Regions from separate parts of the Homo sapiens genome. Here all the other regions are linked to region 1. A link is a contact called in ENCODE Hi-C or POLR2A ChIA-PET data. All regions are on one chromosome and are shown on one strand. Each heading gives the region's core, a stretch centred on a gene start or an enhancer-like site at or near the end of the contact. The rest is flanking DNA. Distances are from core to core; before and after follow the strand shown.

What was found. Hi-C counts contacts between places; a loop is a spot of excess contacts on that map. ChIA-PET counts read pairs that join two places held with the same protein, here RNA polymerase II (POLR2A). Pooled maps may share reads with other maps.
Region 2: a map of heart right ventricle shows a loop between it and region 1 (16-fold over the local background). The contact joins two enhancer-like sites. A Hi-C loop is called at or near these places in 4 of 168 maps with a recorded cell type or tissue (PC-3, Right ventricle myocardium inferior and heart right ventricle) and 7 of 50 pooled maps. POLR2A ChIA-PET finds 5 or more read pairs at or near these places in 3 of 52 experiments (BJ, GM12878 and HepG2).
Region 3: a loop to region 1 is called in a map of mammary epithelial cell, with 12 times the contacts of the local background. The contact joins two enhancer-like sites. A Hi-C loop is called at or near these places in 4 of 168 maps with a recorded cell type or tissue (Caco-2, HepG2, IMR-90 and 1 more) and 3 of 50 pooled maps. POLR2A ChIA-PET finds 5 or more read pairs at or near these places in 1 of 52 experiments (B cell).
Region 4: a pooled map shows a loop between it and region 1 (2.2-fold over the local background). The contact joins two enhancer-like sites. A Hi-C loop is called at or near these places in 1 of 168 maps with a recorded cell type or tissue (CD8-positive, alpha-beta T cell) and 9 of 50 pooled maps. POLR2A ChIA-PET finds 5 or more read pairs at or near these places in 2 of 52 experiments (WTC11 and activated T-cell).
Region 5: a map of naive thymus-derived CD4-positive, alpha-beta T cell shows a loop between it and region 1 (7-fold over the local background). The contact joins two enhancer-like sites. A Hi-C loop is called at or near these places in 2 of 168 maps with a recorded cell type or tissue (heart right ventricle and naive thymus-derived CD4-positive, alpha-beta T cell) and 5 of 50 pooled maps. POLR2A ChIA-PET finds 5 or more read pairs at or near these places in 2 of 52 experiments (OCI-LY7 and WTC11).

The regions. Positions count from the first base shown.
Region 1 is chr3:59,856,663-59,859,210 of GRCh38, reverse strand. All of the region lies in intron 8 of FHIT (fragile histidine triad diadenosine triphosphatase), which reads left to right. The region is part of intron 1 of LOC105377113 (a long non-coding RNA gene); the gene reads right to left. Among named protein-coding and RNA genes, the nearest start is that of MIR548BB, 760 kb to the left of the region's middle. Within about 2 kb of position 1,275, at least 2 of the 41 ENCODE cell types and tissues checked have a DNase peak (open chromatin) inside an H3K27ac peak, as active enhancers do.
Region 2 is chr3:59,605,435-59,607,982 of GRCh38, reverse strand. The region is part of intron 6 of CFAP20DC-DT (CFAP20DC divergent transcript); the gene reads right to left. Among named protein-coding and RNA genes, the nearest start is that of CFAP20DC-DT, 520 kb to the right of the region's middle. Within about 2 kb of position 1,267, at least 3 of the 41 ENCODE cell types and tissues checked have a DNase peak (open chromatin) inside an H3K27ac peak, as active enhancers do.
Region 3 is chr3:59,653,534-59,656,081 of GRCh38, reverse strand. All of the region lies in intron 6 of CFAP20DC-DT (CFAP20DC divergent transcript), which reads right to left. The region is part of intron 1 of LOC339902 (hCG1813818); the gene reads left to right. Among named protein-coding and RNA genes, the nearest start is that of CFAP20DC-DT, 570 kb to the right of the region's middle. Within about 2 kb of position 1,286, at least 9 of the 41 ENCODE cell types and tissues checked have a DNase peak (open chromatin) inside an H3K27ac peak, as active enhancers do.
Region 4 is chr3:60,009,202-60,011,749 of GRCh38, reverse strand. It overlaps FHIT (fragile histidine triad diadenosine triphosphatase), which reads left to right. Exons shown (of 10, transcript NM_002012.4): 7 at 350-379. Among named protein-coding and RNA genes, the nearest start is that of MIR548BB, 610 kb to the left of the region's middle. RefSeq lists a silencer at 666-875. Within about 2 kb of position 1,274, at least 4 of the 41 ENCODE cell types and tissues checked have a DNase peak (open chromatin) inside an H3K27ac peak, as active enhancers do.
Region 5 is chr3:59,708,619-59,711,166 of GRCh38, reverse strand. All of the region lies in intron 6 of CFAP20DC-DT (CFAP20DC divergent transcript), which reads right to left. Among named protein-coding and RNA genes, the nearest start is that of CFAP20DC-DT, 620 kb to the right of the region's middle. Within about 2 kb of position 1,271, at least 2 of the 41 ENCODE cell types and tissues checked have a DNase peak (open chromatin) inside an H3K27ac peak, as active enhancers do.

The DNA of each region.
Region 1 (2,548 bases), core at 26-2,525:
ACTTGATCACCTGGTCCAGTTGGTACTTGCCAGATCTCCCCATCATTCTTTGAGCATTTCTTTATATTCTGGTACAAAAAAGATGCTCCAGGATCATCTTATACTGTCCCTGTCCAGCCTTGGAATCAGCCACTTCTCCAAGCAGCTCTGGTTCCTGTCCGTGTAGAATGATTTTAGAAATCAAGATCTGGGTGCTTAGCATGCTTATTGTTCCTGTGATGTCAATGCTTTGAGACCCAGTCAACACAGAGCTAGGAAATATGTACATATAAGTCCACACAAACACACACTTATTATTATTTCCATATCTGGGTATGTGTATATGTTTACACATAAGCCACATGAATTCATATCAGTATCTTCAATTCAAATCTAAGTCTTTTCCCCCTTCCACATTTATAAATACCTTCTCTGACAGAAACTTGGTTCCCATTATCCTTAATATATATACTCATTTGTTCAATATTAGCCTTCACTGCCCACCACCTGCGTACATCTCATCCTCTGCTCTGCTTCCTCACACACTAGAAACACCACTGCCCCCATCCATGCAGCACCCCTCTCCCCACGTTGCCCTGCATGTTCAGTTACAGAGCAGGCTGCCATCACTACCCACCTCCACAAGACACCCCTCGCTCCTGCCTCCTCAGATGCTATCATTTCTCTCCAAGAAAGAAAGGGAAAAGGCTGGGCACGATGGCTCACACCTGTAATCCCAGCACTTTGGGAGGCCGAGGCAGGTGAATCACAAGGTCAGGAGTTTGAGACCATCGTGGCCAACATGGTGAAACCCCGTCTATACTAAAAATACAAAAAATTAGCCAGGCGTAGTGGCGGGCGCCTGTAATCCCAGCTACTTGGGAGGCTGAGGCAAGAGAATCACTGGAACCCAGGAGGTGGAGGTTGGAGTGAGCCGAGATCGCTCCACTGCACTCCAGCACTCCATCTCAAAAAAAAAAAAAAAAAAAAAAAAAGAAGGTGGGAAAAGGAAGGAAGATCACCATTTATGTCTTTTTGCTGATAGATGATGTGGGAAACTCCCATACACCTTTCACAGCAGTCACACATATGTTGAATGGGCAAACCATTCTTTGACATCTACTCACTCCCTTTTACTCTCTCTGCATTACTTACTTGTCTCCAAGGCTGTGTCTAAGCATAGTTGAAGACAGAAATCATTTAATAATATTCAGCTGAGCCAACTGGCCATAAAGCTGAGACTCCAATTAGGGGAACTGGAAGCTCTGGGCAGTGGTGTCAGGGGACCAGCAGGTGGCGCCCGTAAGTTCTACTCTAAACCTTTCTGTATCCAGGCTTGTTCACTACCTTCTTTCACCACCTGGTTTCTCTCTATCAGAGCTCTTTAAAAATATGTTAGCATTCACAGTTCCCAGTATCGCTGCAGACATAAATGTTGAGAAATGCATTCTTGTTTTCCTTCCCAAGGCACCAATAGTACAAAGACAAGCATAAAGCCCCTTAGGATACAAAAAAAAAAAAAAAAACCCAGCACTTTGCACAGCATAGTCATAAGTGACGTCACTCTGTAATCTTTAACAGGAGTGGTGTTTTCCACGCTCATAGGACAAACTGACTCTTGAATCTTTGTTAGGCCTCCCTGTCTAATCGATATGTAAGTTTCTCTAGGGAAAGAATAGGGTGGAATATTATTTGTATAATCTTGTCCTATGAAAATATGAAAGAGATTATTGGCAACATTTTTGATAACCTGGTGGAATAAAACTCCAAGCCCTGCCTAAGGTAAATTATCATAAATCTTATATGTCAGGAACGTGGTAGAGAGTTGCAGGTAGGCAGTGAAGTGGCCAGAATGTTTAAAAAAAAAAATATTCTGACCTGGAATCTGTGGCAGAGTGGAGAGAGTTGCGGTGACATATCTGATCTCATTAGTGCTTAAGGTTCCTCACGCAGAGATGGAGAAATGACAGTGTATCGCTCATTCCTGCCCTCTGAAGCCTTTCCATTAGAAATGCTGCAATTTAATCTCACATGTCACAAATCAAACCCCAACTTGAAAACTGCTTCCCCTGAAAAGGTGAACACATTCCATGCCTTGTGGAAGGAACTCCAGTGCCCCTCAGAGGAAGTGCTGTGTCCCCGATAGCAGCTGGTAATATCAGCTCCACATTTGAAAGGACCCCAGGCATCAGTATTCAGAGACTGCGATTGTTACATTAGCGTGACTTTTTGCAACTTATGTGACTTTGGGTGAGTTGTTGAAATTCCACTTGACTCAGTTTCTTTATTCACTAATTGAGCATAATCTCCACCATTCAGGGTGGTTGTGGGGATTAAAGGAGAGTTAAAAAAAAAAAAAATACTCAGCCGGGGAGCTAAGTACTTGATAAATAGAAGCTGTAACTTATTATTGCTTACTGTTACTTCCAGACTCTGAGCTAAGGGCTTTATATTGTTTACTTCCTTAATTCCCACAGAATTAGATAGATATTATAAAAAGCCATTTTGCAAAGAAGGAAACTGAGTCTTAGAGAAATTAGATAACATTGCTACATTATACAGCTAGAAA
Region 2 (2,548 bases), core at 18-2,517, 250 kb after region 1:
ACACACATTCTCTCTTAGCCTGACAAAGCTGGCAGTATTTTCTCCACATTATACACATGAAGCCTGAGACTCAGAGGCTAAACGACTCTGCCAAGGTCCCAGAGCTAGTGAATGTGGAGTTGTTGTTTGAGTCCAAGTTCACTCTGATTCCAAAGTCCATGCTCTTCCCATGACTGACCCCTAGCTTTCAGTGACTTGATGTTCAGTTATGTCACTTATTTAGAGTTAGAGGTCCAAAACATTTCACCATCAGCTAAGAGATATGACAGGGTTCAGCCAGATTGGCTGCATGACCTGGACAAATCATTCCACCTCTTGATGGATACCCCACCACCTGAAGATTGGGCACAGAAAGAAGAATCCAAGAAACTCTCAGGGAAAATGCTCCACCATTTTCAGAGGTCAATGTTTGGTTTCTGCAACTCCTCAAAACCCCACCATTAGCTGAGAATACTTTCTGCAACATCTACCAGCAGGGTATTTCTTCCTTTGTGATGTTCTTGAGAAGTCAACTCCCCACTTGCTTCTCCGTTGCCTCCAAGGCTTTAAGTGCCTCCCAGTTAAAGGGCCATATATGATTGTGAACCTTGGTGAGGAAGGTCCCTCATCTCCTTTGCCTCCCCTGGGTACTCTGTGAAACTACTTGCAGTTTTGTGCCTGCTGTAAATCAAAACACCCAGGCAGAGAGCCTGCTGACCAGTGCTTGTGGTCATGAACTCTTTTGTGGGCCTGGGAGGCCTGAGAGATGCAGCTGCTCTTACAGTCTCTGGTATTTGCTGTTTTGCTTCCCATTTTCCCCTTCCACACTAAAAATCCTTGGGGTCAGGCCCTCTGCTGATGGTCACACTGAGCTGGCTCAACCAGACTTACTGAGTCCTAACGACACACTTGATGTGGTATGATGTCATCACTGCTATTTAATATTTATCTAGGGCACTCAGTGTACTTGGTACCACTTAGAAAGGCAATGTCCTCAGCCTCTTTTACCTTCATTGCTGCAAAGAATTTGACCCTGTGGGACTTAACTTGCTCCAAGATCTGTCATTGCTGACTTTCATAACCTTGGAGCTCTGTCCCCTGCAGGTGTCCAGGGACTGTCTGGGTTGTGTCACCTTCTGACACTAACTATCACGATTATGAATGTGACCTTAAGCACAGACCTCCTGATGCCCCAAATTAGCCCAAACAGGCACCAACCAGCTGGCCCTGTGGAAACGTCACTGACTCAGCGTTTCTTTTCCTGCTTCTGCCCTTGGCATTTGCAGTCTGAGCTCAGGAGTCTAGCTTGCTGCCATTTGTGAGAAGTCACATGCCCAGTGCCATCCTTTGTACCCAGGGGCCCTCACACTCCAAGGTCCTCTGAGGCATTATTTCTTTAAAGCTCCAGGCGAGTGTCACTGGGGCTGGCTTTTAAAAGTTTGTTGACCAACTTGCTTGACACTCTGTCGAAGCCGAAGCTGAATCCACCTTTCTACCTCGGACACCTAAGGTGAATCCTGCTCTAATCACCTTCTTGGCTGCTCGGCTGACTCCTACTTTCAGCAGTTTCTTGCTTTCAACAGCTTGTTTAAGGCCCCTCAAATGGGCTGTCAGGCTCCAAAGGAGGGATGGTGCTAGAAACAGTGGAGAGCTAAAAATAAACACCTTCACAGACAGGGACAGACACACTGTGCAAATAGATTACCCGGCTACCCTCCAGACCTGATTGCATTGCAGACCTCATTGCTTCTTATTAGGAGACGGTAAAGTGTTTGCATAGGTAGCTCTGCAATTCACAGGTACTAGAAACCATTTTTAAATTGTCCATCAGCTGGGCAGTGACAGGCAGAAATCTATTGTTTGCAGAATGGGTACAACCTGTCCAAATGGGCTCCCTGCAAGGTAGTCACCACCAAGGACAAAACATCCTATTCTTAAAGTAAGCACTAAAGTTTGACTTAAATAATATATCTTTTGAGGTTTCTAACTTTTATTAAATATAATTAATTATGTAATGTTTGCCTGTGCAAAAGTTCAGAGGCTTGGAAATCAACAAATATATTTGTCTGAGCACACCAATGCAGTTATTCAATCCAGAGGACCATCTTTATTCTGTTTCTAGGACAAAGTTTATCAAATATTTGTTGCAATAATACAAGCAGACACCTGTGAGCACCCTCTGTTGCACGATGCTACTCATTCATGATTTCAGGCACATACCATGTCCTAGGCATCCTATATCTGTTACCTCTGTTTCTTACCTAAGTCCCACAAGGTTATTTTTGTAATAAAGAAAGTAAGATATTTGAGCAGGTAAGTAACTTGTCCCAGCCCAGTAGCAAAATGATGGTGCCTGTAAAAGAGTAACCACTTGGGGACTGTCAATTTTGTGGCAGGTGTTTTGCTATGGGCCCTATGGATGGAATCACAGAGCAGGAAGCAGTTGTAACTCAGGGCTCAGACACCTTGGAATATGGCCAGCTCCTCCTTTCTTCCTGTTGTTCAGTCAGGTGTGCTAGCCAGGGGGAGCGGGGACAGGTGATCCTCAGTGCCTTTGCTGGGAGGATCA
Region 3 (2,548 bases), core at 37-2,536, 200 kb after region 1:
GCAAATATTTTCACAATTAAACATCCTCTGCAGTTCCTTCAGCTAAATAACAGAATTCAAAACCAGATCATCTAACTTTTAGTTCAGTGCTAAATCCATTACAACAGTTAGCCTCATTTCTGTGACCTTAAATTACATATTCATTGATTCATGCAAATCATTTTTTTCATTCTTCAGACATTTATAGAATGCCTAGTAAGTGCTCAGTGATCAAAAACTGGTGGTGAGGGGTGAATGGAAGGAACAGATGTCAACATGTGGTCTATCTATGTCCGGTTCTGTCCCCAAAGGCTTTTTATGGGCTGTATGAGTTAAGCTTTCCTTCAATGTTATGAATCATGATCATCCCCATTTTAGGACTGAGGACCCGAGGCTAAGGCAGGTTAAGTGGACTTGCCCACGGTGCCTCTAGCAAGTAGCAGAATTGGGATTGGAGCCTAGATCTGCCAGAATCAAAGTTTTCCATGCCTCATGCTGTTTTTACTCTTTCTCTTTCTCTCAAATTTCCATGGATTCTTGGCTCTCCCCATTGTTGTTAGGAACCACAGATAGCTTCCGAAAGGAAAAGAAGCCCCTTGCTGATGGCTCTGAAGTTCAGGGTCGATCAAGGTTGCCTGTGTTCTGGGTGAGAGTGAGGATCAGATCTGGCAGTGATTGCACTGCAGCTGGAGGAGCCCCCTGACCTACCGTGGGGGGTTTGTGTGCAAGAATTACAAATTGTTGGTGTCAGGCAGAGCAAATAAAAAAGCATCTGTAACAGGCAAGGGGAGCTGCAGGCCCCCAAGGCCAGGATCCAAGCAAGCAGCAGGTGTGCCCTCCGCTTTCCACAGGTTGCCAGACAAGACAGCAGTAGGTTCTGCCAAAGGGTTGGCTCTGTGTATTCATTAGCAGCACATTCCTGAACCTCTGCAAGCTCCTTCTGGGCTGCGAAATGATCAAGGGACCACAGAGGGACCCTGCAGACCAGGCCCATCCAATTGCAGGCCTTTTTTGCTACAATGAGCAGAGAGGTTGAGGAGAGTAGGGAGCAGGATGAGATAAGGAAAAGTAGAGGTGATTCAGACCCATGCCAAGGGCCAAGAGCAAGTCTCTTCTTGCCTTCTGCCCAGCTGTGCCACCTTAAATTCTACCTCTCTACTGCTTCTTTTGAGACTGCATTGAAGAATTTCTGTTTTCCCCTGCAAGTGCACAAGACTTGTTCCTGCATTCATAAGAGCCTTATTATCTCTGCATTTTGGGAACGCGTATATTTCCAGATCAGCGAGAGAAGACGATGAGCAACTCAGGAAATGAGCACTTCCACTTACCACTGAATCTTCACTTCATTACAAAACAGTATGCCCTGCCTTCATTTACTCCATCACATGAGGTTGTAACATACCACACGGTCTCCTGCTCATTAATACTGCTAAGGAGCATTTGCAAAGTATTTGAAGTCAGCCCGCTCTGTCTTTCTCTCTGCTCGTTCCCTGTGGTGCCGTCCAGTTTCTGGGATGAAGCTGAATCAATAAACATGTTCTGTTTGTTGAGACTTTCTGTCTTCCAATTAGAAGATAGAGGCAAAATATGCCGCTTTATTATATAGAGACAGCAGTCAATTTTGGCTCGATGCTGAGTGGGAAATGCTGATTTTTCAGATGTTTTGTAACAGAAACAAACAAAGCATCACTTGGAAAGCAACAGGATTTTTCTTAGCCAAACTGTACACAAATGGGTTCTTTCAGCAGCCCAAGGAAGGAGGAAGCAAGTAGGAATGCAGCCCTACGGGACTTCAGCTGGCCACTCACTCACGCTTGTGTGTGTGATCCAACGTGAAGCGGCAGCACAGAAACCTGTCAGACGGCATCCTGTCTCCTAGTTATTAAAAACTCTGCTTTGCCCAGGCGAGTTCTCAAATCCCTATGCAGTCTGGATCTTTGGCATGCGGGAGGCAAAGTGCCGAGATCCATATACCACCATACGGGCTGCTACTCATGAGCCTTTGCTCTAAAAGCTGAAAATGTAAGTCCTCTGGGGTCTTCACATTTTTGAACACCACACACAGGCCTTCTTGTTTCCTGGCAGACACTGCTTTGGACTCTTTGGGACTAAAAACTTTTCAACTAAAATCTTGAAGTCGGTTCAGGAATGTCTTATGCTTGTGGTTCATTGCTAACATCAATATATTGAGAAAGAGAATAGGGTGGTGAGAGAGCAGGAGGAGCAAGAGAAAGGGAAAGAGAGAAGGGAAGAAAGAATGGGAGGGAGTGACGGAGGGAAGGAAGAGAAAACACACTAGTCTGAGAGTCAGAAGACTTAGATTTTACTTACAGCTCTGCTCATTGTTAACCTCAGTAACACAGGTCAAGACTCTCCTTTTTTTGGATGGATAATAATTTAAAAATCTGATAAGGTTTTATCACAGATGTGTTAACATGAGGTCAAATTAGAAGATGAGTATGAAGGCGCTTTGTTGCCAGTGTAACCCAAATAAAACAGGGCCACCTTGAGGCTAGCCTAAGCATAAAGCTATTCAACCACATGTACACTCTCCAAAGTGTCTTGAATA
Region 4 (2,548 bases), core at 25-2,524, 150 kb before region 1:
AAACCACCTCTAAACATAACCAGAAGGTGTGATACTTCACCTCCCCAAACATTTTCAGCCTTCCTTTAATGCAATTAAAACCATAGCCTAGAGCAAAGAGCATGAAAAGTAGCAAGGAGTTGGCTTGCTGGATAATTTATATCATTTTTATACATAACTTCGCACTTACTCTCAGGCGGAAATGGAGAACTGTCTAATCCCGCACATTTGAAGCCAATGGTCCCCATGAGAATACTATAAATTAACACACAATGAAATTGCATCTAAATTATTAATGGGTGATATTTCTGAATAAGCAGGAGATACCATCTATCTATTCTCACCTCTGTTGGTTTTTTCCTACTTCTAGGATGGCCCCGAAGCCGGACAGACTGTGAAGGTGAGTGCTTATTATGTGCATACAAATTAATAAGAGGCGATTATGAGAACTAATAAAAAATCACAACGAGTCATATGCAGCACATTGCTGTTTCATTATGTTATCTTCGAGGTCAGAGAGACCCTCAGTGTTAGAGCCGTAAATCCTGACATTATAAACTCTGCCAAACAATATGTTTCCCATTGGTTTACAAGACATTTACTTTTAGTAGTAAAATTATTATTGTGCAAACGCTAAAACAGAAACTAAATCAAGGAGTCCGGAAACATAAGTCAAAGTGGTTCATGTGAGAGAGTGTCTAGGAAATAGCATGTGAGCTTCCTGTGGGTTTGTGCAGCCCCATGTTAAGCCTGGGGTGTCTTTGACACACCTTTGCTTCTTGACATAGTCTGCTTTTGCTTCATTGTTTTTGAGTGAAGCAATAACCGCAGCAGTAGCATCAAGCTGCCTCCCTTCCTTTCTGTTCTCCTGTGCTTCTCTCTGTTCTCCTTCTCGTCACCCCCACACCTACTCTTTTCCTCCCTGTGTACTTAATACCAAAGTTCAAACCTAATGGAGTCAGTGGAGCTCAAAGATGGGTTTTTAAGTGTGCTAGGAGAAGAAAGGAGGATTTATTAGGATAGTCTCTGCTTCTGTAGTAAAAATAAAATAATAAAATCCTGGCTGATTCAGAAGCTGGGTTTCAGCTCTTTTCATACAAATGCTAATTCCTATACGGGTAGATTCTGCACCTAAGTCATAGAAAAGGCTCTATTTTTGGTGCTAGAAGTCAGAAGCAAGTCAGGCTGGGATGTTAATGTTACACTTTGTTGAAATAAAGTTTAATGCTTCGAAGACTAGCTGTGAGTGGATAAGGTGCTGCCCACACAAACAATGCCAAATAAACGTAAGTTCCCTTTTGATCTTACTTTACTTTTGTCTTTAACACAGCTATTCTGGGACTTTTAAAATACAATCTCTGGGAAATACTTCTAAGCAGTGAAAGTTTATGTAGGGACTGCCACCATATGGGCTACCAAATTCCTTATCATAAAAAAGGGCTAGCCTCCTAATTGCTCTACACACAGGGTATGGTGATAGACACAGAGGCTTTCAGCTTTCCTCTGTCCCACTGTCTCACCTCCATGTGAGGCTCTAAATATACGGATGCAAAGAAAGGATTTAATACCTGTGGCTTCTTTTTGAAATCACTTCTTGAAATGCAAAACACAAATGTTTAAACTTGGTTCCAAGATTTTTTAAAACTCAGTATTCAAATGTAAATTCCAACTATACCGGATTAGTTAGATGCACTATGCAATATCTATTTGATGGAATTCCTTCAGCCATTGAAAGCGATACTGTAGAGGCATAGCTAGTGACATGGGGGAATGCACAAACTGTATTAAGTGGGATGCACAGAATGATAATAGGTGCATAGTAAGCATAGCTAAAACTTATATGAATAGATAGGTTATATGATCTCAAAATTTCATTTAGCCATTCTAAAGCGGGATAGAAAATATTTGCTATGCAACAGGCTCTGAATAGAGATAGAAAGTAGATTAGTGGTTGCCAGGGACTGGGACAAGGAAGGAATGGGGAATGATTCCTAATGGATACAGGTTCTTTTAGGGTAATGAAAACGTTGTGGACTTAGTGGTGATGGTTGTGCAACATTGTGAATATAATAAAGCCACTGAATTGTACGTTTTAAAATGGTGAATTTTATCATATTTGAATTATCTCTTGACTAAAAATAATAAACACACACACACAAAACAAATAAGCAGTGAGCCTAGCTGGGCTGATAACTATGGCTACAGATTGTGTAACTCCAATAGTAATTACTTTTTGATGTCCCAATTATCTGGCCAAAATGTGTAATGTTTTTGTTACCTTTGATGGTGATGATGATGGACTAATTCTTAACATATAGTACTTATATATGAATTGTTGAATGTGGTTATTGTTATCATCACCCTGATTATTTAGCTTAAGTTGAACTTTTTAAAACGATTCTGTTTTTTAAATCAGCAGGTTATGCTGTTTTGCACATCTTTCAGTTGTTTCCAACCTGATCACAGAAGTTTCCTGATATGAAATAATGGGGATATCTTGACTCGTTTGTAGAATATGGTGGTTATAAGAAAACCACCATACACACACACACACACACACACACACACA
Region 5 (2,548 bases), core at 22-2,521, 150 kb after region 1:
GCATATAGCCTTTTGGATAGCCCTGAATGCAAGAAAGTAAAATTACTTTTTTCAAAAAATTACTTGACTACCATGCAATAAGAAGTACTTCAAAGCCCCCATGCCTCCTCTTGTAGTGAACTGATTTTTCATGGGTAGTTGGTCTCCTGGGTATCACGAGTAGGTCTGGGGAAATGCTGCATATATTCATTTAAAATTGTCTCTGTGCTGATGGCTAAGAAAGTTCCCTGGGACTGATGCACTAGAGTGGTCTGCATAATTGAACACTGTGTCTGCAAATAAGACTAATAACCATAGTTGTTCAAATGATTACCATATCATAGATCTTAATAGTCTACCAGAAATGCTTCTGATGGTACTGCTTTTTTTAATTTTTTTCATGATCAGCTAACCTTACACAGGGCAGTTATCCATACAATTGGATTAGCCACTCACTTGTCTCTTGGCCATTTGCCTACTCGCCTCTTTTCTGAATCTAATTTCTCCACCTATAAAATGTGGAAATTGGACTAGATGACCTCTGAGGTTCTTGAAAGATCTGACCTTCTGGGTTTGGGATAATGAAAACATCCTCTTTCAGATACTCAATATGTATTGAAGGTCTGTGACCTGCCAAGGTTACCCAGCTTGTAAGAGGTAGAGCTGGTATTCTGAGTCTCCAAAGCCCTTAGTTTTAACCAGTATGCTTCTGTGTCCAAAGGAAAAATAGAGAGCAGAGCCACTCACTGGGAGAACCACCCAAAAGGTTTAGAGAAATATGTGCACATCCTGCTGTTAATTGGCCAAGTAGCATCCTGTTGTCAGTAGAGCTGAATGTGGAGCTCAGGAAACCAGTGAGCCACAGGTTTGGCTTTTGTGTTTGTTGATGAAATTCTCTGTGAAGGTTAGTTGTACAACCTTCTGACTACCATTTGATAAATAAAGATGAGTCTGCTAGATCCCCAAGAAATAGGGGAGACAGAGCCAACAACTTGGTATAACTCCCTCACCAACACCACCTTGCACATATGCACACACACATATGCACACACACACAGTGACAGCAGCAGCTCGGTATAGTACATCCAGGGGAGAGAATTATGTTTTATTTCAGTGATCTTAGTTAACACATCTTCGTGAAATGTGATGCCCAATGGGCACAAGTGAAATATTTCAATGCTCAACACTGCACTGAAGGAAGTCTCCTGTCATCAAAGCTATTTCAGCAACCTCTCAGTCCACACCACTTCCTCATGGCCACGGGACCTGGAGGGGGCTGGGTGGAATGCTCTGCAGGCAGAACAAGCCACAGCCTGGACTCCAGTTTCCTCCAGACCATGCCATCTGAGGCTGTGCTCCAGCTGCCGTTTCTGCTTGGCAGGGGCAAAGCTGAGTGATGAAGACCTCGAGTGTTAGTGTCTGGACCCAAATCATGGCTTCACTATTTTCTTTGCTTGGGGGTGGTACTTGATCTGTCTCAGTTTCCTGCTTTATAAAAGGAGGATAAATAATGGTAATAGCTTCAGTCAAAGGGCACTTATGAAGATGAATTGAGATTAACCATATCATAAGGGTTTAATTCTGTCCTTGGCAAATAATATGCACTATATTAGTTTCCTATGGCTGCTGTAACAAATTGCCACAAACTTGGTGGCTTAACACTGTACAAATTTACTATCTTTCAGCTTTGGAGGTCAGACATTTGAAATCAGTTTCACTGGGCTAAAGTCAAGGTATTGGCAGACCATCATTCCTTATGGAGGTTCTGGGAGAGAATCAGTTTCCTTGTCTTTTCCAACTTTCAGAGGCCACCTTTGTCACTTGGCTCATGGCCCGTCTTCTATCTTCAAAGTGCATCACTCCAACCTCTGCTTCTGTCATCCCATCTCTGTCTTCCACCTTTGACTCTCCTGCCTCCCTCTTATAATGCCCATGGTGTTTGCATCAGGCCCACCTGGATCATACAGGCTAATCTCCCCACTTCAAGATTCTCAGTCATAACCTCTAATGTTTCTTATGCCACGTAAGGTAACATATTCACAGGTTCCAGGGTTGAGGACGCGGACATCTCTTAGGGGCCACTATTCAGCCTACCCCATGCATGGAAACATAAGTTTTACGATTACGCTTATTCCTTTGTGCCCTTTTTCTTTCATTTAGATAAAATGCACATGTGGTAAACAGATAAATCTTAAAGGTAGAATTTATGAACGTTTACATTTTGAACCCCTCTAACCACCCCTCAAGTCAAGATGAGAACATTTACAGCTCCTTACACCCCTCCCCATCAATACCCTCCTCTACCCGGAGGTCATCCCTAGCCTTATGCTTATTTTCATTCATTACTTTTGCCTGTTCTTGGAGTCATAGGAACAGAATCATACTGTATTTGTTTTGTATCGGGCTTCTTTCACTCGATATAATGTCTGTGACTCAATCAGGTTGTGAAGTGCAGTAGTTTGTTCTTTTTGGCACCGTCTGATATTATGTTTAGCGTTTCCCTGTCTTGTCTATACATTCAGCACCTGACCATAAATATACTACTGTTTGATAGAGTTTGGCTGTGTCC